Linked DNA regions of Homo sapiens: region 1 is linked to region 2. Evidence: read pairs that join two places in POLR2A ChIA-PET (ENCODE). Cell type or tissue: A673. All regions are shown on one strand. Each heading gives the region's core, and the rest is flanking DNA. Links, peaks and the distances in the headings are about the cores only.

The links. ChIA-PET counts read pairs that join two places held together with the same protein. Peaks named below come from ENCODE experiments on the same cell type or tissue, not always from the same donor. Only the 100,000 strongest peaks of a DNase experiment are listed, where the experiment ranks them.
Region 1: POLR2A ChIA-PET joins it to region 2 with 10 read pairs; 4 of 35 experiments call an interaction of 5 or more read pairs at or near these places.

Annotation. Positions count from the first base shown.
Region 1 is chr7:129,761,056-129,771,215 of GRCh38, reverse strand. It overlaps MIR182 (microRNA 182), which reads left to right and starts at 724; the gene lies at 724-833. It overlaps LOC105375501 (a long non-coding RNA gene), which reads left to right and starts at 2,011. Exons shown (of 3, transcript XR_927963.4): 1 at 2,011-2,528; 2 at 3,258-3,329; 3 at 7,810-8,234. RefSeq lists an enhancer at 1-573. In A673, for the core only: no CTCF peak of the experiment used is centred there; no DNase peak of the experiment used is centred there.
Region 2 is chr7:129,367,249-129,377,408 of GRCh38, reverse strand. All of the region lies in intron 1 of AHCYL2 (adenosylhomocysteinase like 2), which reads right to left. It overlaps LOC107986847 (a long non-coding RNA gene), which reads left to right. Exons shown (of 3, transcript XR_007060518.1): 2 at 4,318-6,016; 3 at 8,515-9,385. Among named protein-coding and RNA genes, the nearest start is that of STRIP2, 62 kb to the left of the region's middle. RefSeq lists enhancers at 1,035-1,594, 1,595-2,155. In A673, for the core only: a CTCF peak has its summit at 6,375 (motif pointing right); DNase peaks (open chromatin) are centred at 5,808 and 6,318; H3K4me3 peaks cover 1,152 bases; H3K27ac peaks cover 1,755 bases.

The sequences.
Region 1 (10,160 bases), core at 388-4,387, 400 kb before region 2:
TGGCCCATTCCTGCCACTGACTGATGGCCCCAGAGGCTGCCTGTTCCCGTTCCTGGGTAGAAGGTCCCAGCGCCATTGTTTGTCCACTGCTTTTAGGGAAGAGGCCTTGGCAAGTGGAATGCTCTTCCTCCCTTGGACTTGATAGGGAGGAGGAATGTTTTGTGTAGCAACTTCCCTCTCTCCCTTTGGGGTGGGCAGCCTGTGAGCTTTAGGCTCTAGGGAATGGCTTGGGAGCATCTCTCTGGATTAAATGGAGCAGTGACGTGGGCTTAGTAAATAGCAAAACCCAGCCCACATTAGCCATCTCTTCCCCAGCGCCCAGGGGCAGGGCTCTCTGGCCTGGCTTGTGCTGGTTCCCAGAGTCCCTGCTGTCAGGTGCTGGGAGTGGAGGTGCCCTCGGGTTCCCTTGGGAGTGGTGACCACAGCTCAGGGCCTGGGTTGGATCCTGGTGGCTGCCCTAGGGATGGTGTCTGCTCCATGCCTGCCCACAGGAACTGCAGGTTACAGATATGAGGGGAAGGGAGGAGAGGAGGGGGCTGAGGAGGGACCGGGACCAGCAGGAAGGGGGACTGTGGGGTTGGGCCTCCACACCAGGGCGACCCTGCAGGAAGGACCTTGTCGCAGTTGCGGGGATGGGCGCCTCTGTCCTGGCCCTGCCTGGACCATCCTAACTGTCTCTGTCTCTTCCTCAGCACAGACCGAGGCCTCCCCAGCTCCTGGGGGGAGCTGCTTGCCTCCCCCCGTTTTTGGCAATGGTAGAACTCACACTGGTGAGGTAACAGGATCCGGTGGTTCTAGACTTGCCAACTATGGGGCGAGGACTCAGCCGGCACCCTGTGCACAGCCAGCGAGGGAAGGGCCGGCCATGCTGGACCTGCTGTTCTCCGCGAGGAAGGAGGGGACTCAGGTCCCGGACTGCTGGGTAGTGGCAGAGGGCAGGTGCAGCTGGAAGTGACACTCTGTGTTTCCCTGCATCCCCCTGAGGTCACAGGTCCTCAAGTCAGCTGGGAAGCCGTTCTCTGGCCCTCAGGGGTGCTGCCAAGAGGAGCTGGGGTCCAGCTCTGCTCCAGGCTGTGGCCCTGGAGTCTGAATCGAGGAGTGAGGGAACTGGGGGATGTTTGGTTTCAGGGCTTTGGCCTGGCTCCTCTGGGTGGTGAACCTTCTCACCCTCTCCCCTGAAAGGCCCTGTTCAGGGTGGGCTCTAGGGCCCCGAGGGAGGGTCTCCTAACCTTCCACAGGTCACTAAGAGTGGTTCCTTCCTGGGCTGCTGGCTGGGAGGATGAGGGCAGGGAGGGCACGCCGTGCATCACGGACATCCAGTGATCCTGCTGAGGCCATGGAGGGCCAGATGGGATAAGCCTCCAGAGATGTGCAGGAGGAGAGTGTACAAGTCACTTGTGTAAATGCGGGACTGGCCCCCTGGGGTGCAGGTGGCCCATGGGCTGGACCTCTATGCCTCCAGCATTCCACTTCATGGATTTGTTCCTCCTGACGCCTCAGAACCTGAGACAAAGCCTCCACTCACCTTCCCAGAGCTTGTGTTTGCAGTGGGAGCTCCCCTGAGCCGGAGCCGGGCCACAGGGTCAGAGTGAGTGGCACTTCCCAGAGAGTTGGGCTTGGTGGGCAGACCTGCTGGGGAAGCCCGGCCCTGGAGTCTCCTGGCCTGCAGATGGCTCAGGAGCCAGAGTGGGAGCTGCGCGTGTGGTTGAGAGGGTGTGGGTGCAGGTGTAAGTGTGTGTGTGAGTGTGGCCTAGCCCGCAGTGAACGGTGCAAATGCAAATGTGAAGGCCTATCCCCTGCTCCCCAGCCCTCGGCCTGCCAGCCTTCCTTCTCTGGTGCTCCCCATCCCCCAAACCCCTTCTATCAGCCCCCATCAGCCCTCCTTTCTCCTCACCTGCCCTCGGAGGGTCATGTGTGGTTCCATGACCCACCAACCCCTGTGGCTGGGCAGGGCGGGGCAGACATCTATCTGGTGGCTCCAGGCTCAACCGGCTCCGTGCAGCTCACTGCGCTCTTTTGGGGAGACACAGGCCGAGTAGGGAAGGTCTGAGCCGGCAGCTCTTGAGACAGAAAGAGAAGGGAACTGTTCTCCCGCAGGCTGCACTATGCATGTTACATGCCGTGAGCACAAGCAGACGCTGCGTAAACAGGCTGGCTCTGCAGGGCATGAAGAAGGCTGCTCTGAGCTAGGGCCACACGGCACCTGCTGGGACACAGGGAGGGGTGGGGAGTCCTGGAAGATGAGTGACCCTCAGGGAGAGGAGGAGACTCCTGTTGGAGAGCACACAGATTTCCTGGGGTCTATGCCGGGCTGGAAGGCTGGCCATCTTAAGGCTGCATTTGTTCCCGAACCTAAGGACCATGGGAGCCACGCAGCCAGAGGGGGTGTGATCAGATGTGTGTTCTGGTTGGATGGCTCTTGTGGCTGTGTGCAGAATGAAAGGAGGAGTTGGACTTGGCCATTAAGTCCACGATGGCAGAGGAAGCAGGTGCCATGGGAGAAGGACCTTGGATACATGCCCAGGAAGGTGAGTAGGGGTCTGCCAGAGACCAGGGCCTGAAACGGCTCTGCTCTCTGTTCTTTTTTTTTTTTTTTTTTGAGACTTGAGTCTTGCTCTGTCGCCCAGGCTGGAGTGCAGTGGCGCCATCTCGGCTCACTGCAAACCCCGCCTCCCGGGTTCACGCCATTGTCCTGCTTCAGCCTCCTGAGTAGCTGGGACTACAGGCGCCCACCACCACGCCTGGCTAATTTTTTGTATTTTTAGTAGAGACGGGGGTTTCACCGTGTTAGCCAGGATGGTCTCGATCTCCTGACCTCGTGATCTGCCCGCCTTGGTCTCCCAAAGTGCTGGGATTACAGGCATGAGCCACTGCGCCCGGCCTGCTCTCTGTTCTTAAGCTTGTAAATAACAAAACCAGGAGATGTGGGCTGAACGGTTTAGTGTAGTGATCAACAGCAGCATAATCGCGGTGCCCAAGTACTGCTAAGTGCTAAGCATGGAGGTAAGGTCAGTGATTAGAATGCGTTTTATAGTCCAAGCTGGCGTGGAGGAGCCTTGCATCATCTTTGTCCCCCGACCCACATAGCTTCATTTGGCTGGTACAGCTGCTGGTGCTCCATGCTGGCAGGAATAGAATTATTATGGGGCCTCAGCAGGGTGGGCGCTGAAGAAGAAATTGGGGGCTTTGGGCAGATTGAGTCACAGTAAAGCTATTGATCTTTGAGCACAGACTGTGCTACATTTTCATGATTTCAGTGAATCCTCACAACCACGGGCAGCGCACAGATGAGCAAACAGGATCAGGACAATGAAGTGTTTATAGCCAAGGTGAGTGGTGGAGCAGGGAACCCGGGCCCTGGCAACTGCTCCCAGAGGCTGCAGGCCCCGTGCCACACAGCCAGGGGAGGGGGCTGCACTGTGGCCAGTGGACCCTGACCTTCTCCCTGGTGCCCCTTTAGCCCCTGCAGAGACTTCTGCCTTTCCCTAGGATACATGGTTGCTGGGGGTGGCAGAGCTAGAACCAGGGTGGTGGGAAGGCAGGACTGATCAGTGGGATGGTCCCTACGGAATGGAATGTCCCAGCTGCCGTCACCACTGCCACCTCCCCATCTCTGTCCTGCCCTGCTCCACTGACCGTCCTCTGAGCTAATCTGACCACAGTATCCCCACCCTCTCCCTTGGGATAAGCCCAAGCGCCTTACCTGGTTTATGGGGCCTGGTATGACCCAGCCTTGCCATGCAAACTACCCTCCTGCTCCCCCCACCTGTCTTCCTGCTCGCCAGGAAGAAATTGTTTCGCCTTCCTCATGTGGCCTGCCCTCCCCGCCAGCTCTTCCTCCCTTCGAAGCTGGTAAGGCAGCATGTCTCAAATGCCCTGCACACACCTTCCCAGCCTGCCAGTGCTAAAACCACAGGGCTAGGGGTGAGGGTTGAGGTTAGTAGGTCAGCTTCACCCATCAACTGTGGAGGCTTTTTGGGTCCAGGCTGTATCTCACTCACACTTTCATGCCCAGGGCTGGCCTTGGCCTGGTATGGGGCCTGGCATGTGGCAGGGAGGCTGTGGAATTCCAGACCTGGGTGATGCATTCTGACTTCCACACTCTGCGTAACCTCTGACCTCAAGCATCTCCGAAAGTCTTGTCACCCCCCCAAGAGTCTCAGTTCCCGCAGTGGAAGGGACCCTCGTGCATGGGTAGCCCATGGGCCCCCTGAGGTCATAGGAAGGCCTGCCTGGCTCTGACCTCCAAAAGGGAGGGGCTGCCCTGGTGTCAGGGCCTAGGGCGTACAGATGGCTCCACAAGGCAGCTCCTCCAGGTCAGGCAGCTGGAGCCCGGGCACCTTTTGGAGCACAGAGTAAGTGTGCACAAAGTACCATCAAAACCACATGTGAGAGGTTTCCACAAAGACCAGCTTTCCAGCAGAAAGAAGATGGCTGCATTAAGTCCACCAATATTCATTTTTTTTTTTTAAGAGGCATCCAACATTCCTGCAGGGGAAGAGGCTGTTAGGGATGAACTCAGCTGTTCTTTTTTTTTCTTTTTGAGACAGAGTGTTGCTCTGTTTCCCAGGCTGGAGTGTGCTGGCACGATCTTGGTTCACTGCAACCTCTACCTCCTGGGTTCAAGCAATTCTCCTGCCTCAGCCTCCCAAGTAGCTGGGATTACAGGTGCCTGTCACCAAGCCTGGCTAATTTTTGTATTTTTAGTAGAGATGGGGTTTCACCATGTTGGCCAGGCTGGTCTCGAACTCCTGGCCTCAAGTGATCTGCCCACCTCGGCCTCCCAAAGTGCTGGCGTTACAGGTGTGAGCCACCGCGCTCGGCCCCCATCAAGATTCTTGTTAAACACTAACAGCAAAGGGCTGGGCTTGCTGCAGGAGGCATGGCACCCAATGCCAATGGGTCTGCCCTCCTGGTACACACAGCTCAACGCGGGAGCTGGGCTGGGCACGGTTACAAGCCCCACTGGGCAGTGTGGATGGGGCAGGTGCATGTAGTACAGACAGGAAGAGGTGCTGGGGCTGAAGAAAGGCATGGCCTCCAGGGCTGGGGTGGTGCATGGGCTCTGAGTGGAGGGAGCCACCTACATTGAGCCTGAGTAGAGAGAGAAGGGGGAAAGAGCAGGTCCCAGGGGGAGGAATACAGGGGCAAAGTGTGGTGCTTGGAAGGACAGGCTGCAGCCAACTTACAGCAGCAGATTCCTGGAGGAGAATCATGGGAGATGAAGGTTGTGAAGCCCTTGACGTTATCCCTCAGTCTGGGCTCAGTTTGGAGGGCACCCGTGCTGTGGTGTGCGCTGGACCAGACCAGAGATGGTCTGGCTATCCAGGTCCCTTCTGTGGCTTACTCGCTATATTGCTGTGCATTGGAAGACGTTTCAAAACATAAAATCCAGGATTTTTGGTTTTCGTTGGGGGCCACTCAGGAAATTCCAGTTCACTCCATTTCTGGAAACAACTCACCCATCTCCAGGAAAAATGGAAACTGGAGATTTTAGCTATGAAAGATTTGGGTGGTAATGTGAGGTTATTTTCAAGTAGTTGAAAGAATTCTAGTTCTCTATGACTTAAGAGAGCAGAAGCAGGGGCAGTAGCCGACCCCAGACAGGCATGTTCTATACATCACACAGAGCTTCCTGACTGCACCAATGAGGGCCTCGGGTCTGGACCCTCCATCTCTGGAGATGGCCAAGCAAAGGTGCTGGAGTGGGATGCCAACCTCAGGTGGGGACCAGATCAGATGCCCTGTCAGCATGACAATCCTAAGTTTATGTCGAGGCTGGTTCCTCACCCAAGTTGGGGCCTCTCACAACTCCCTAAATTCCCCAGCCATAATCTAGGCATTTAAAAATGTATATAATTGGGAGGCTGAGGCAGGCAGATCGCAAGGTCAGGAGTTCAAGACCAGCCTGGCCAATATGGTGAAACCCCGTCTCTACTAAAAATACAAAAATTAGCTAGGCGTGGTGGTGGGCACCTGTGACCCCAGCTACTCCGGAGGCTGAGGCAGGAGAATCACTTGAACCCAGGAGGTGGAGGTTGCGGTGAGCCAAGATCGCACCACTGCACTCCAGCCTGGGTGACAAAGCGAGACTCCATTTCAAAAAAAAAAGTATAAATGCTGTGATGAGAAAACTGAACACGAAGAGTTTTGCATTCACAGTGGATGTGTCTTTTCTCAAAGAGCAGAAGCTGAACAGTCAGCCCCTGTAGTGGGAGGTGGGCAAGTCCTGTAGGGAGGGTTCTCCAAGCTCTGCTACACGTGTTGGCCCAGGCATGACCTCAATCTTCCAGGGATTGAGGCCTCTCCTTGCACTGGCTTCGCTGGTGTTTCCTGGGGTGAGAGGCCGGCTGGAAAAGGAGGCAGCAGGCCTTGAAGTGGCAGAGAAGGCTCCATCATCAGATGCTAAAACTGCCAGTTTCAACTTTTCCTGGAGATGGAGTTGTTTTCAATAATGGAGTGAACTGGATTTCCTGAACAAGCCTCCCAGTGAAGAGGAAGCACAGCACCCACTGGAGCTTGTCAGGGGAGGTGAGCCACAGGCAGAGGTGCCCATCCCCCATATCCTTGGGGCAGGGTGGGGCTCACACTTTTATGAAAACGGATTTGTGTCTCTTAGGGTTGGGTGGAAATGGAACCTTTCCTTGCCACTGACTAACCCACAAGTCTGAGGTGTCTTCTGTTCATGGAACCAAAGGCATCAGGCTTCTTGATTTGGTGGATCTGGACACAACATGGTTTTATTTTCTATGGTCACTGCCTTGACCTTGTTTGACCTTGTTCTGTTGACTTTCCCTTCTAGCTCCTTTTTTTTTTTTTGAGATGGAGTCTCGCTCTGTCACTCAGGCTGGAGTGCAGTGGCGGGATCTCAGCTCACTGCAACCTCTGCCTCCCAGGTTCAAATGATTCTCCTGCCTCAGCCTCCTGAGTAGTGATCCACCTGCCTTGGCCTCCCAAAGTGCTGGGATTACAGGCGTGAGCCACTGTGCCCGGCCCATTCTAGCTCCTTAATGACATTTTGGGTGAATTCTGTATCTGTGTAAGCATGTACCATCATTCAACCTATCACTTTCAAGCTTCAGTCTCAAACTTGAGTTCAAGTACATGTGCTGCCCTTTTCCTGAGGGGAGGCAGGACCTCGGTGTTGGGAACGTGGTCTTCCTGGTAGACACTTCCCTTCTCTGCTCATGGTCCAGATCCTCCAGAAGCAGGGGGTGGGGGTTTGGGTGGGGGATAGAGGGGTGGGCAAGGAGGGAGGATGGGAAAGGGAAGGCAGAAATCCTTAAGCACTTTCCCCCAGACCTGCGACTCTAATAGCTCCACCCATCTTTGCAGATCTTAGATGGCCCATGGCGGGACCACTGGGGTGGTGGCCAGGGGCAGCTGAGCCCGTTGTATCCTTGTGCTCCCGTGGTTGGCGGTTCTCTTGAGAATGTGGGGTTCCAATATGGGGAGAACTCTGTGTCCACAGTTGTGGCTCTGATCATCCATCCCAGGAAATGGAAAAAGTCACACGCCATTCCTTGCTCAAGCAGCCATTTCAGATGGCCAGTTCACCATACCCGTCTCCCCTCCATCCTTTCCTTAATGCTCTGTAAATAAACACTGAAATGCCACATTAGTTTGGCCCCTCCCAGGAAACTTTCAAAATTGAGGTTTTAAGGTCTAAGGAAATAAAGCTATTTCTTTGGCTATAAAAATGTTGTGAAAGATGCTGAATATAAAATAACTTGGCGTTCTCTTAAACTTAAAAAAAAAAGTACTTAGTGCTTTGTTTCTTCGAGTAACTGTGTCTTGTTCCCTTTCTAGTAATTCCAACCTCTTAGCCAAGACCAGAGCTAAAAGGGCACCTTCATCACACCGCCGACGTTGACCCCAGGCTGACAAATGTGACCTGCTTCCGTTGGTCTTTGAATCCTCATTTCTATTTGCTTTTCAACTTTATTGTATATATCTTTTATGTAACTTACTTCAAGTTATTTTGTAGGGAAATGTGTAAAAAACCCCTGCTTTTTGGGATCATGAAAATATTTCAAAGTTAGATTATGGTGATGGTTGCCCAACTTTGTAAATATACTAAAGATCGTTCAATGGTACGCTTTAAACGGATGAACTTAATGGTATATAAATTATCTCAATAAAACGATTTGAAAAAATTCTTGAGGCTACTGGGGATGGTGGGAGGCGGAGACGGCACACAGCTACCCAAATGACCCCTAATTTACTAAGGCAGGCCTCCACAGACCCAGATAGGCAGTATGGCCCGTGGGGAAGCCGGGGATGCCCGCGCCATCATTCCCCGGCTGCAGCACCCTGGCACATAAAGGCGGCCACTGGCACTCGGGGGTTGCTTTTCCCAGCTCGCTTCCCCCGAGAGCGGCCCATACCCTGCGGTCTGGACCAGGCCTTCCGGATGTCCTGCCATCGCTGATTGGGCCGCAGGTGGACACGTGGTCTCAGCCGGCCAATCGGGTGCGCCCCCGACGGCGGCTCTGGGTTCGGGATGCGCTCGGGCTCTGAGTGACCCCGCGTCGCGTCTCCCGCACCCGGGCCGCCTTCGCCCAGGCCATCTGCGGGCTTCCGCGCTCACAGTCGGGCAGGTGTTGAGCCCCGGCAGGCCTCAGGCGCTTCCCTGCATCGTGGCGTTCAGGCTGGGCTAGAAGACAGGGCCCGCACTGGCTGGGTCCTACGGGAGGAGTGGGCGTCGGCATGGACGGGAGGCCCCTGGGCCAGGGACCCTCAGCTCGGCCGTGCCCCACAGCCCCGCACGAATGCCCTGCTCCCAAGGACCTCAGCAGGGCCCACGAAGTCTTCATCGTCCTTGTCGTTTGACCGCTGTTTTGGACAGATGAGTACCCAGAGGCCCAGGTTAGAGAATCCTATTATGTGATGAGTTACCCCGAACTTCGGCTAACTTAAAAAACATTACTGTATTTAAAAAAAAAAAAAAAAAAAAAAGGTCTATCTTCATGGTTGTTTTCTGCAACCATTTTGGTAAATTCCAGAATTACACATTAATTTATTTGGTGTAAACGTTGCTCTTGCTTTCTATAAAAATAGCTCTGGTAAAGGAAATACCTAACTTCTAAATTAAAAATTTCAGATTTTGAGAATCTGGATGGTAACCCGGGCAGGAGGAGCTGAGTAGGAAAGGGAGCAGAGTGATTTGGGGGATGAGCCAGCCATGTGACCCGGGGCTTCAACTTTCATAGCCCAAATGAGGAGTGGTGGCTAACTTCCCTCGCAGATTAAAGTCCACTATGAGAGGGCCAAGCTTTGGCTTCGTTTCCTGATCACCCAGGGGTTTTTGAGTTCTCCTAGTCTCATTGGGCCCTGAGGTTTTTAAAGACCAACACAGTGCAACTGTTAGTGACCAAGAATGTGTTCAGCATCAACATTTCACTATCCGTCACCCCTGCCAGGATATCACATAGCCAGATTTTTCTTAAGAATACAATCAATGTTATTTTTACATAAAATTATTTAACATTGGATTTTTGCAGAAATATATATATATATATATATATATATATATTTTTTTTTTTTTTTGTAGAGACTGGTGTTGCTCTGTCACCCAGGCTGGTCTCGAACTCCTGGCCCTAAAGCTATCCTCCTGTCCTGGTCTCCCAAAGTCGTGGGATAACAGGTGTGAGCCACCATGCTGGCCAGACTTTTTTGAGTAATGAAAATGTGTGGGAATAGGTGTTTTGGGTTCTCTGAATTTTCTGATTAAACTACCACTGGAAAACTAGGTTCACTCATCCTATGAGATGTATTGAGGCCCTGCTGCATGTAAGGGCACGCGTGTGTGTGGGGGGGGTGGGGAGCGGTAAAAAGGTCCAGCCACGGGAGGCTATTCCAGGTCTATCAAGCTCAGGACACAGTGGAGGTTACTTTATAATCCTGATGTGCAGTTTTGTCCTCTGAATGGTTGGCATAGAGAGCAGAGCTGTAACAGACAGACACATCAGGCCTTATTTCAGCCCTCCAGTTTTTAGTTCTTGGGGAAGATGCCAAGTCTCAGTTTCCACCCCCATAAAATGGAGTCTCTTCTTACCGGATTGTGAAGAGGATTAGAAATAAGGGTGTAAGGTGTTTTACACAGTAAAATGCTAGTAGCCATTTAGTAATTGATAGCTGTAACTTATTATTTTTTGGAT
Region 2 (10,160 bases), core at 4,066-8,065:
GAGTGCTTTAGGGCTTGCAAATTGTTTTCAGCAATAGGAAAACTCATCGGATAAGAAGTTCTTCATGAACTAAAAAAAATGACAAAGATGATTATTTTGCTCAACTAGCAATTTATTCCAAAAAGATAAAGTGCCCTTTCTATGTACTCCCATAGGACGTACATGAACTTTCATGTATTGCATTTCTCCTAGCACAGCACTTACCACAATGAATGTAACTATCTGTCTACTTACCGGTATTCTCTATAAACTATAGGCTCATAAAGGGAGAAGCTGTGATTCTTATTCACCCTTATATCTGCAGGCACAAATCCTAGGCACTCAATCAAGTGCTGAATCAATATATCTGAAGTAGCCTATTCTATCTTCACTGTCTATACTTGTTTGAATACTCACTAAATATGGCAAACATAAACCAAGTCTAAAGTTAAAATGATTTTTAAGGGCAAAAAGAGCTGGGAAGAAGAGGGAAGGTGGAAAGCTGGGGAGGTGGACAGCAGTCAGGATGCAAACTCTGGCTTCCGTTTCACCAACCTTGTTCAAAACAGTCACATGTCTTTATTCTTTTTTAGAAGCCCATCCAGGAAAAGGAATAATAATGGAACTTTTCCAGTGTCCCCTTTAAAGAAGAATAGATAAACCGTGTTTCAGATGCTCAACACAACCCCAACACAACCACACACCTGCGTACATGTACATGTGGGTGCATATGCACACACACCATGTACACACACCACTAGAGGGGGCCAGTCACTCTTATACTCTAGATTGTAGGCTCAAGGTGAATAAACCATATAGCTATCTAGCTGCATTATCATCTCAAACCAGTTTATCTGAGCTGAGCTGTCTTCTCTATAGTGTTTTCTATTTACAGCAATCCCTCCTTCCTGGGACAAGTTCATGCTATCTTTTAATACTAAAGAAGACTAGGTTGTACAAGGCTTTCTCCACTTAGAACATAGGGTTCTAAAACCTTGCTTACTGGTTAGACACCGAATTCAAGTTTCTTTAAGACAGAAAAATATTAGAGTGAGATTAACCACTTAAATATAAGTTATGCAATTTTCCGCAAGAAACGAGTATCTTTCTCTGACGACCAGAACATGAGTTAAGTGGCTCCCTGGTGTTTACCTCCTCTTAATAATTAAACACCAATATACAGTCCATTTTGTAATGGATTGGTTTTGTAATCTGCCCACCCCAATTGTGGTACCTTAGTAGATTCTACCCCTAACTTTCCTACCTTGTCTGGAACCAGGGTCTTTTAAGGTAATCCTCCTTTTCCATTTGAGAGAGAACTGCCTAATTCCAACAGGCATTAAGGCAAGGGAGGGAAAGAGACTGTTAAAAGAGGGGTAGCTCACCTTATGCCAGAGGGAGGGATGAAAGCAGGAAAGGAGGGGAAAAAGAGTATAAGCAGTCGGCCTTTTACAATAATGGCTATAGCAGCGGCAAGACTGGTAAATAAGAGCTTAGCCTCACCTGGGCCTTAATCCCAGAGTTGCCATTAACAATGTATTTCTTCTTGCTGCCCAGCATAGTGACATTACCAGCCCCACTGCCACCTCTGTGGTCCAGGGACCCTTGTGATCAGGCCTTTAAACTTTCCTCATCAGCAATTCTGTTGGCTCTGGTTCCAGCCAGCTTTTTGGGCTGGGGAGTGGGGGACTACTCTTCCTTGGAATCCCTGAAGCAGCTCCAACAACCCCTTCAGCAGTACAGCCCCAATTTAATAAGGCATTTCTGTTAGTGGCTCAACAGCCATTCCTAATTCTAGTGGCTGTTTTGCTTTTACTTGTTTTTTTCCTAAACACCTAATTACATGGATCCTCTGACCTCTAAACCTTGCAAGTCCCTTGACAAGGCCCAACTTGCATGCGCATAACAATAGCTTATTTATATAACCACTGCACTTTTTTGCTCGCTATAATTAACTTGCTAATTAGGTTCCTTTTCAACCTTACCTCCTCCTTTTCCATGTCAGATGATTTTAGTTAACCTAGTCTCATTAGAAAAAAATTAACCACAGAGCCACTTAAACAATGAGAGACTTCATTAAAGGAGTAAGAAAAAAAAATTAATGGTGCCAAGTACTCAGGCAGGCCCTACCCTACACTCTGTGTCCTTGGATTAGCCAGACTGGGGACACTGATTTCAGCTCTGTCACCAAGGAAATCAATTTTCTCAGTTCACTGCTTTCCTCTGAATTGTGCATCTTTTATACAGGTTTTGACATTTGGTTTCTAGTCCCAGCTCAAGATTGTTGCTGATTTGGCACAGAGTGACCCAGTTTGCTTTTTTCACAAAATGTGTGTTCATGGAAGGGACGACTACAAAGGGAAGTTTCTTATCTCCTCAGAGTCCCCCGAATCACAACAATCTTACTACGTGCCAAATATTCAAGCAAAAGGGCAAAGAATCACATTATTTATTTGCTGATTTCTGAAAGAGACATAGTGAGGAAGAAAGCTACACTCAACTGTCTGCTACAGAGATTGGGGGGAAAGTGATGTCAATTCTTCCTTAATTAAAAAAAAAAAAAAGACTGCTTGTTGAGCACAAGAAAGGACATAAAATGGCAGATTTTTTTTTTTTTTTTTTGAGATGGAGTTTTGCTCTTTTTGCCCAGGCTGGAGTGCAATGATGCGATCTCGGCTCACTGCAACCTCCACCCTCCGGGTTCAAGTGATTGTCCTACCTCAGACTCCCAAGTAGCTGGGATTACAGGCATGTGCCACCACGCGGGCTAATTTTTTGTATTTTTAGTAAACATGGGGTTTCACCATTTTGGTCAGCTGGTCTTGAACTCCAGACCTCAAGTGATCCACCTGCCTCGGCCTCCCAAAGTGCTAGGATTACAGGCATGAGCCACTGTACCCAGCCGGCAGATTTTTTTTTTTTTTTAAGGATAATCTTTATTTAGAGAGAGAAGGTCACATTGCATACTGCTTATTGACATCTCTGGAAGAGAAAAGTTTGGTAAGTGCCTATTTTCACAGTTCTGTGTATATGTTACTTCTATTAATTTGTACAAGAATCTTAAGAATTAGGCAGTATTATTCTCACTTGACAAAGCAGGAAAGTTTAACTCTAAGAGAACAAATGATTTGTCCAAGGTCTCACAGCAAGTAAGTGATGGGACTGGAATTTGAGCCTGTGTTTATGCTAGAGCCAAAGCTCCATCTACTATACCATGCCTCATAATATTAATCAGAAGACCAAAGGTCCTAGTCCTAGGTGTACTAGCCTCAAATCATTCCTTTTATCTTTAAATTTATTTAATTTAAAATTACTCTTTAAATTCATTTTCGTATCAGATTACATCTTAGAAATGACATCATCCCGGATAATCTTGGGGCCCTGATCAAGTCACAATTCTAAAACACCTAATTATATAAGAATTAGAACTCTAACAGCTCTTTAAGGCAACTTTGCCCAATGTCACTACCAGAAATGGAAACAGAAATTAATTGAACTCAAATATGAATATTCACCATCACCCACAGCAATTCTGATCTCTTACTCATAATTTCACAAAGTGAGACAGATCATTTGCTTGCTTGATGAATCTCTCAACTTTTGCTCCTCCTAACAAGAATGTTCACCCCAGTCCGCATGTACTAAGCTGGTTCCCCTTTCCCTCACTCAGGTAAAAAGGAGCTCCTTGGTCCAATGACTTAAGTCAGATAACTTGAGCCAGAAGGACTGGCATATCTATACCAAATAGAACCAGAAGACATTTTAGGAGACAGGAAAAGCCTTACCACTTAACAAGTTTTGTCTGTTTGTTTGTTTTGGTTTTTTTTTTTGAGACTGAGTCTTGGTCTGTCACCCAGGCTGGAGTGCAGTGGCGCGATCTCGGCTCACTGCAACCTCCACCTCCCGGGGTCAAGTGATTCTCCTGCCTCAGTCTCCCGAGTAGCTGGGACTACAGGCGCATGCCACCACGCCTGGCTAGTTTTTTTGCTTTTTTGTTTTGTTTTGTTTTTTTTAGTAGAGACAGGGTTTCTACTAAAAAAAAACTTAAAAAGTTCCATCACTTACTTCGTGTTAGCCAGGCTGGTCTCGATCTCCTGACCTCGTGATCCGCCCACCTCGGCCTCCCAAAGTGCTGGGATTACAGGCGTGAGCCGCCGCACACAGCCAATAAGTTTTTATAGAACACAGTAACTTTCAAATTTTAGCTGCATCAAAATCACCTGGAGAGCTTATTAAAGCACATTGCTGGATCTTAACCACCAGAGTTTTTGAATTATTAGGTCTGGAGAGGGCCCAAGATTTTGTATTTTGTAATTTAAAAAAAAAAATTTTTTTCAGCTTCCAATTCTCTGGTTGAAGATTTTGTGTTTTGAGTAACTCCCCGGGAGACGCTGATGCTACCAGTCTGAAGACCACACTTTGGAAACCACTGCTCTAACACTTTCTCCAAGCGTGAGTAAAGCAGCCCTGATTCTCTTGACTCTACTTAACCAACCATTCTATCCTATCATGGCTATAACCATGGAGGCACGTTCACAGGCAGAAAAGTAAAGGTTATTTGAAAGGTCAGAGAATACAATGAGGTGATCCTTTCTTTTCTTTCTTTTTTTTGGGGGGATGGTGTTTTGCTCTTGTCTCCCAGGCTGGGGTGCAATGGTGCCATCTCGGCTCACTGCAACCTCCACCTCTCAGAGTTCAAGTGATTCTCTTGCCTCAGCCTCCTGAGTAGCTGCGATTACAGGAGCACACCAACCATGCCTGGCTTATTTTTTTTTGTACTTTTTAGTAGAGATGGGGTTTCGCCATGTTGGGCAGGCTGGTCTCGAACTCCTGACCTCAGGTGATCCATCCACCTTGGCCTCCCAAAGTGCTGGGATTACAGGCATGAGGCACCACGCCCAGCTGAGGTGATCTTTCTTTACACCCAAAACAGGGTCTAAAGAAAACTGGGTCTAATTCTGCTTTCCGTAACTTAAGGCTCTTAAGAAGAGACAGGTAATATATTAAGAAAAACAGGACTCATGGGGAGGACAGAAGATCTATTTATCCTAAAGAGGATCAAGGCCAAGAGAAACCAATTAATTCCTTTTCAAGTACATAAAGTAATACTACAAAGGATGTATCTGTGTCTCTACTTCCTAAGGTCTGTCATCATTTCTAAAATAGGGATAATCATATCTACTTTGCCTATTTAAAATGTATGCTGAGATAATAAGATGTGAGAGGGTTTTGAAAACTACATATTGATATGCAAGTCTAAAATATTAATATTTCTATTCTTTCAAATTAAGTGTTCTTAACCTATATTCCATGGATGTCTAGAACCCCCTACAACAGTATGCAAAATTTTGTGTTTTTAATATCCTGGGGAGAGAGCCCATAGTTTTCATCAGTTTTTCAAATGGCTTTCTGTTTTAAGCACCAATCCTGACCTAGAGTGATAGTCAAGCTACCTCTACCACCATTTATCAGACACTTTGGAGATTTTTGTCTCTACTTCCAAGTAGATATGGTTCAGATATTCCTCAAAACACCTCTCTCTTCCAAGCCAAATGAGCGGCTTGAACTAACTCTTTACCTATGAAAAGGATTACTTCTTGCCAAAAGAATATCGGGCATCAAGCTGGCTGGATACTCATGAAAGTCAATCAACCAGATTTCCTATGGAAAAGTACAGAGAGCTGGAGTGGGAGGAGGAGGAAATATTAAAATGTTGAAACACAGAAAAAGTTATTGCTGATCTCCATGCATGTCAGTCGAGGTTACTACCAGAAGGGACTAAAGATCTCTCAGGGGAAGTAAAACACATTAATAAAGACAGTCTTTAAAAGGAAGTGTTCCCCAACCTTTCAGCAGTAAAGCTGTCTGAACAGGGCTAAGAAAATCCTTCACATGAAAACAGCTGAGGAGCAGAGGCTCCAGGAGAAGTTTTCCAGTGATTGATGGAACGTAACCTTGAAAGTCTACCTCGTCAGTTCTTGAGATTGGGGTTCTTCAGGCTTCATCCCGGCTTATTTCCCTGCTGGAAATCAGAGATGTGAGTACTGTCAGCTGTTATATGTGGTGTGAGTCCTATTCTCTGAGGGATATGAAGTCCCTTTTTGCTGGTGATTTTTAACAAAAGGGAGATGTTGTAATATACCTTCTCTGCTAAATTTTTCTCCTGAAAGAAGATTTGAGAGACTTCTCATATTTCCTTTGGTGGCAGGGATAGTTTCAGTGGAAATTTCATTACACTAATATGTAAATGGGAACATGAGTAAGACACTCGTTAAAACTTTAAATTGAAACTTTGGCCCAACATGGGAGCTGGAGCAACGGTTTTTTTCTTGGGGATTAAAAGACACTTTAACATTTTACAAGTAAGGTCTGGAAATCCATCGGCAATACACTAGAGGGTGCTCAGAGGTTAGCTTTCTTGGCTAAGTGGCTATCAGTAGCAACCTAATGAAGTACTTTCAGACCAAGTCAGGAGTCAATGACTTACGTGGTATCTGAAAGAAAGCCTCAAAAGTCTTTGGCAAAGAAAAGCTAGCAAATGAGACAATCGTGTTATTGAAGACTAGCTCCTCCCTATTCCTTTTTATTGCTGTTCAAAATACTGAGCAAAGGTATTTTCCTGCTATTTAAGAGAGAATGGCTGAGAAATTCCTAAGTGAGAGTAATACCTTATTAAAAACAGAACAGAGCAGAGCTGTGCTTTTCTAAATTATTATTTTGTTTGTTTGTTTTGAGACGGAGTCTCACCCTGTCGCCCAGGCTGGAGTGCAGTGGCGCGATCTCAGCTCACTGTAAGCTCTGCCTCCCGGGTTCATGCTATTCTCCTGCCTCAGCCTCCAGAGTAGCTGGGACTATAGGCGCCCGCCACCACGCCCGGCTAATTTTTTGTATTTTTAGTAGAGACCGGGTTTCACTGTGTTAGCCAGGATGATCTTGATCTCCTGACCTCGTGATCTGCCCGCCCTGGCCTCCCCCAAAGTGCTGGGATTACAGGCGTGAGCCACCGCACCCGGCTGCAAATTTTTTTATTTATTTTTTACCAACCAAGACACAACACTAAAGAGCTGTGTTTTATTAAATAAAGAGTGTTTTCTAAAAGCTGGGAAGCCCTAGATCATATCCCTTATGCAGTGGTCACACCAACTCCTTTAGGGCAGTCTTCCCATTCACATTAACTAGAAAGAAGGTAAATGGGTGAAAGTTCAGCAGGAGCCACTACTGAACTTTGAGGGGATGTGCTAAGCTTGTAAGACGGTGAGGACTATGACAGAAATAAGAATTATTATAAAACTTTGATTGATTCTGAGTTGGCACACTAATGTTCAGTAGAATTCTTCTGTAATATTCCTTTATAGAAATACCAAAGTTTGATACCTTAACGTGGCCCTTCCCTTAAGAAAACCAAATTTCTTTTTCCCTCTTCTTGTTATTAGTGAGTAGCAAGAAATTCAAAAAAACTCAACCCAATCAGAAGTATTACATAAATCCTTCCATTAATTCTAAAACACTATGTTACTTGGAATAAGCTTGTAGATGGATAGGTTTTCTTTCCACAAAATGTTTTAAAATTGAACACAAGACTGAGCGTGGTGGCTCACACCTGTAATCCCAGCACTGTGGGAGGCCGAGTTGGGTGGATCACCTACGGTCAGGAGTTCAAGACCAGCCTGGCCAACATGGTGAAACCCCATCTCCACCAAAAATACAAAAATTACCCGGTATGGTGGTGCACACCTGTAATCCCAGCTACTTGGGAGGCTGAGACAGGAGAATCACTTGAACCCAGGAAGCGGAGGTTGCAGTGAGCTGAGATCACGCCACTGCACTCCAGCCTGGACAACAGAGCCAGACTCCATTTCAAAAAAAAAAAAAAAAAAAACCTGAACACAATGTTCTGAAACGACATTAAGAAGAACAGCAATAACCTCCCCCAAAACAATAAAAAATAGTTGTAACAATGAGTTGAAATGTAAGTTCCTCAGGGGGCCTTTGTTAGGCCTACTATATATTCTATCTCATTATCAATAGTTATTTCTTCAAATCCATAATTCTATAAACACTAAAAAGAACTTGAAATATGTTTTAGAGAGTCTAACTAGTTTTCCATAGTGGGGAAACACAAATCTGTAAACATAAACCTGTGTGGGCTGTAAGAAATCAGGCTAAATCTAGAAGAAACTATTTAGAAACATAAGGATGGTTATTGTCTTTAAAAGTTGAAATTCGATCCAATATAATAGGTTTATATGCTAGTTCTTATCAACAAATAAGTCCTTATTATCATTTTAGTAAAACTACTGATCAGGCAAACATGGTATTCTGAAGAACTGTACCAAGAGAGCTGCAGTTCCTGCCATAGAGAAATATATATATAAAGGATAGCTGGGGGGGAAATAGGGAAATGTTGTGACTGAAGGGAAAAATACGGGCAGGGAGGGGAGAAATGTTTGCAATCTTTGCAGACTTCAGAGAGCACCATTTCTGTAAGTTCTGTTTTTGTTTTTTCTCCTCATTGTTCTTTTTCTTTACCCCCAGAGAAACAAATGAAGCATCAGGTTGAAAACAGAAGTGCAAAACAGTCACAGGAAACACAACCCATACATCACACCAGCAGCCGGAGGAAAGCCCCTGCCCACCAGAGATGACCAGGCAACAAGCCCTGGCCAGGCAACTCTCACACCTTTCCCAGCTTCGTGGATAATTAAGAAACAGTGGTGACCTAGTACCTAGGAACTAATCAGAACGTAGAGTAATAACTGTTTTTCCAACCACGGATCTTGGTAGGAGCTTCTCAGAGGTGATCCTTGTCACCCGTCAGAAATGGTTGCCTCTCATTATCAAGAAACAGAAGGAGAAACAAAACGACCAGTGAACTCACCATCCACTCAGGCATGTGAAAAGCTGAGGTGCCCTCATTACCGTCCCACTTCTCCATAGTGCAGGCTTGGGTAAGATATGTCCTGAAGCAAAAGGGAAAGCTGGTTTGGAAATACTGGGGTTATCTGAGTGCCCCAAAGCAGACCCAACCCTAGTGAGATTCAGAAGTTCACAGTGGCTAGCAGAAGCTGCATCCCTTTTCACAGCAGCCTCCGATTCAAATCAAGAGCATTAGTCAACTGCCTGACAACCCCTTACTGGCCGGCTTCAAAGCCTTCTGTGTCTGATTTCAAAATCAGAGCTGATGCAAAGTGCTGCACCCAGGCACTGTGCTTCTCACAGGGCACTCACTGTTTTAATGCTACCCAAACACTCTACCCGCACCTCCCCAGTGGGGACTTTCTGCAGCAATAGTTGGACTTCCTTCTTTCCCTGTGTGTGAGGCACTTGTGAATTCTCTCCCACCCTTCAGGACACGTCACTGGAGGTGCGGATACCAAGATCAATAAAGACTGAGGTCAGGAAGGCACTCCCATTTCTCAAGAGTTGCTTGATTTGGATCAGTAAACAGGCGTTTCCTTGAAATCAAGAGCTCCTAGGGCTTTCAAGTTTAAACAGCTATGCAGAAGCTCCCCATCTGCTCACACCAGGGGTCTGGCACCAAACTCTCGCATATCTCAAGTTAGAGTCTTATTGCATGGGAGGTTCGGATGGAGCCTAGGAAGATCTTTTTCAAAATCAGAATTTCTTAGCAGCTCTAAGAAAGTTCTGGGACGACAGCTCCCTCTGCTGGCTCCCTGTGCTACATACACGAAGGCCTCAGGGCCCGCAGCTACAGACACACAGGTGCTGATTGCAAAGTGACTTCACTGAGGCTAGTCAGAAGCCACCACAGTGTAGGTTTAGAGGACAGCCAGGGTTTCCAACCAAGACTAGTGCTGCCTCAAAGTCCCTAACCAATGCTGGATTTTACACACAGATCTGGTTTCAGGAAGAAACAGGATGCCAGTGCAGTAGCCCTGTACACTATCACCTTAAAGGACCTCCGAAGTTGTTTCTGCTTTATCTCTCCATACCAACTCCCTCCTTGCTGCACACTTCAGAATTTTGGAAATAAGACATAACTAGAAAAAAGGTAAGCTAGCCTATCTCACCTGCTTAGTTCATTCCTAGAGTATATTATCCAATAAGAGTACCACAGGTTTCAGGCACAAAGGAAGCCTAACAAGATATGCCTGCTTTGGTCCCTTTAAGGACCAGGACTCTTTACAGTGTTAATTCCCATTGAAGAGGATAGTTTCTCT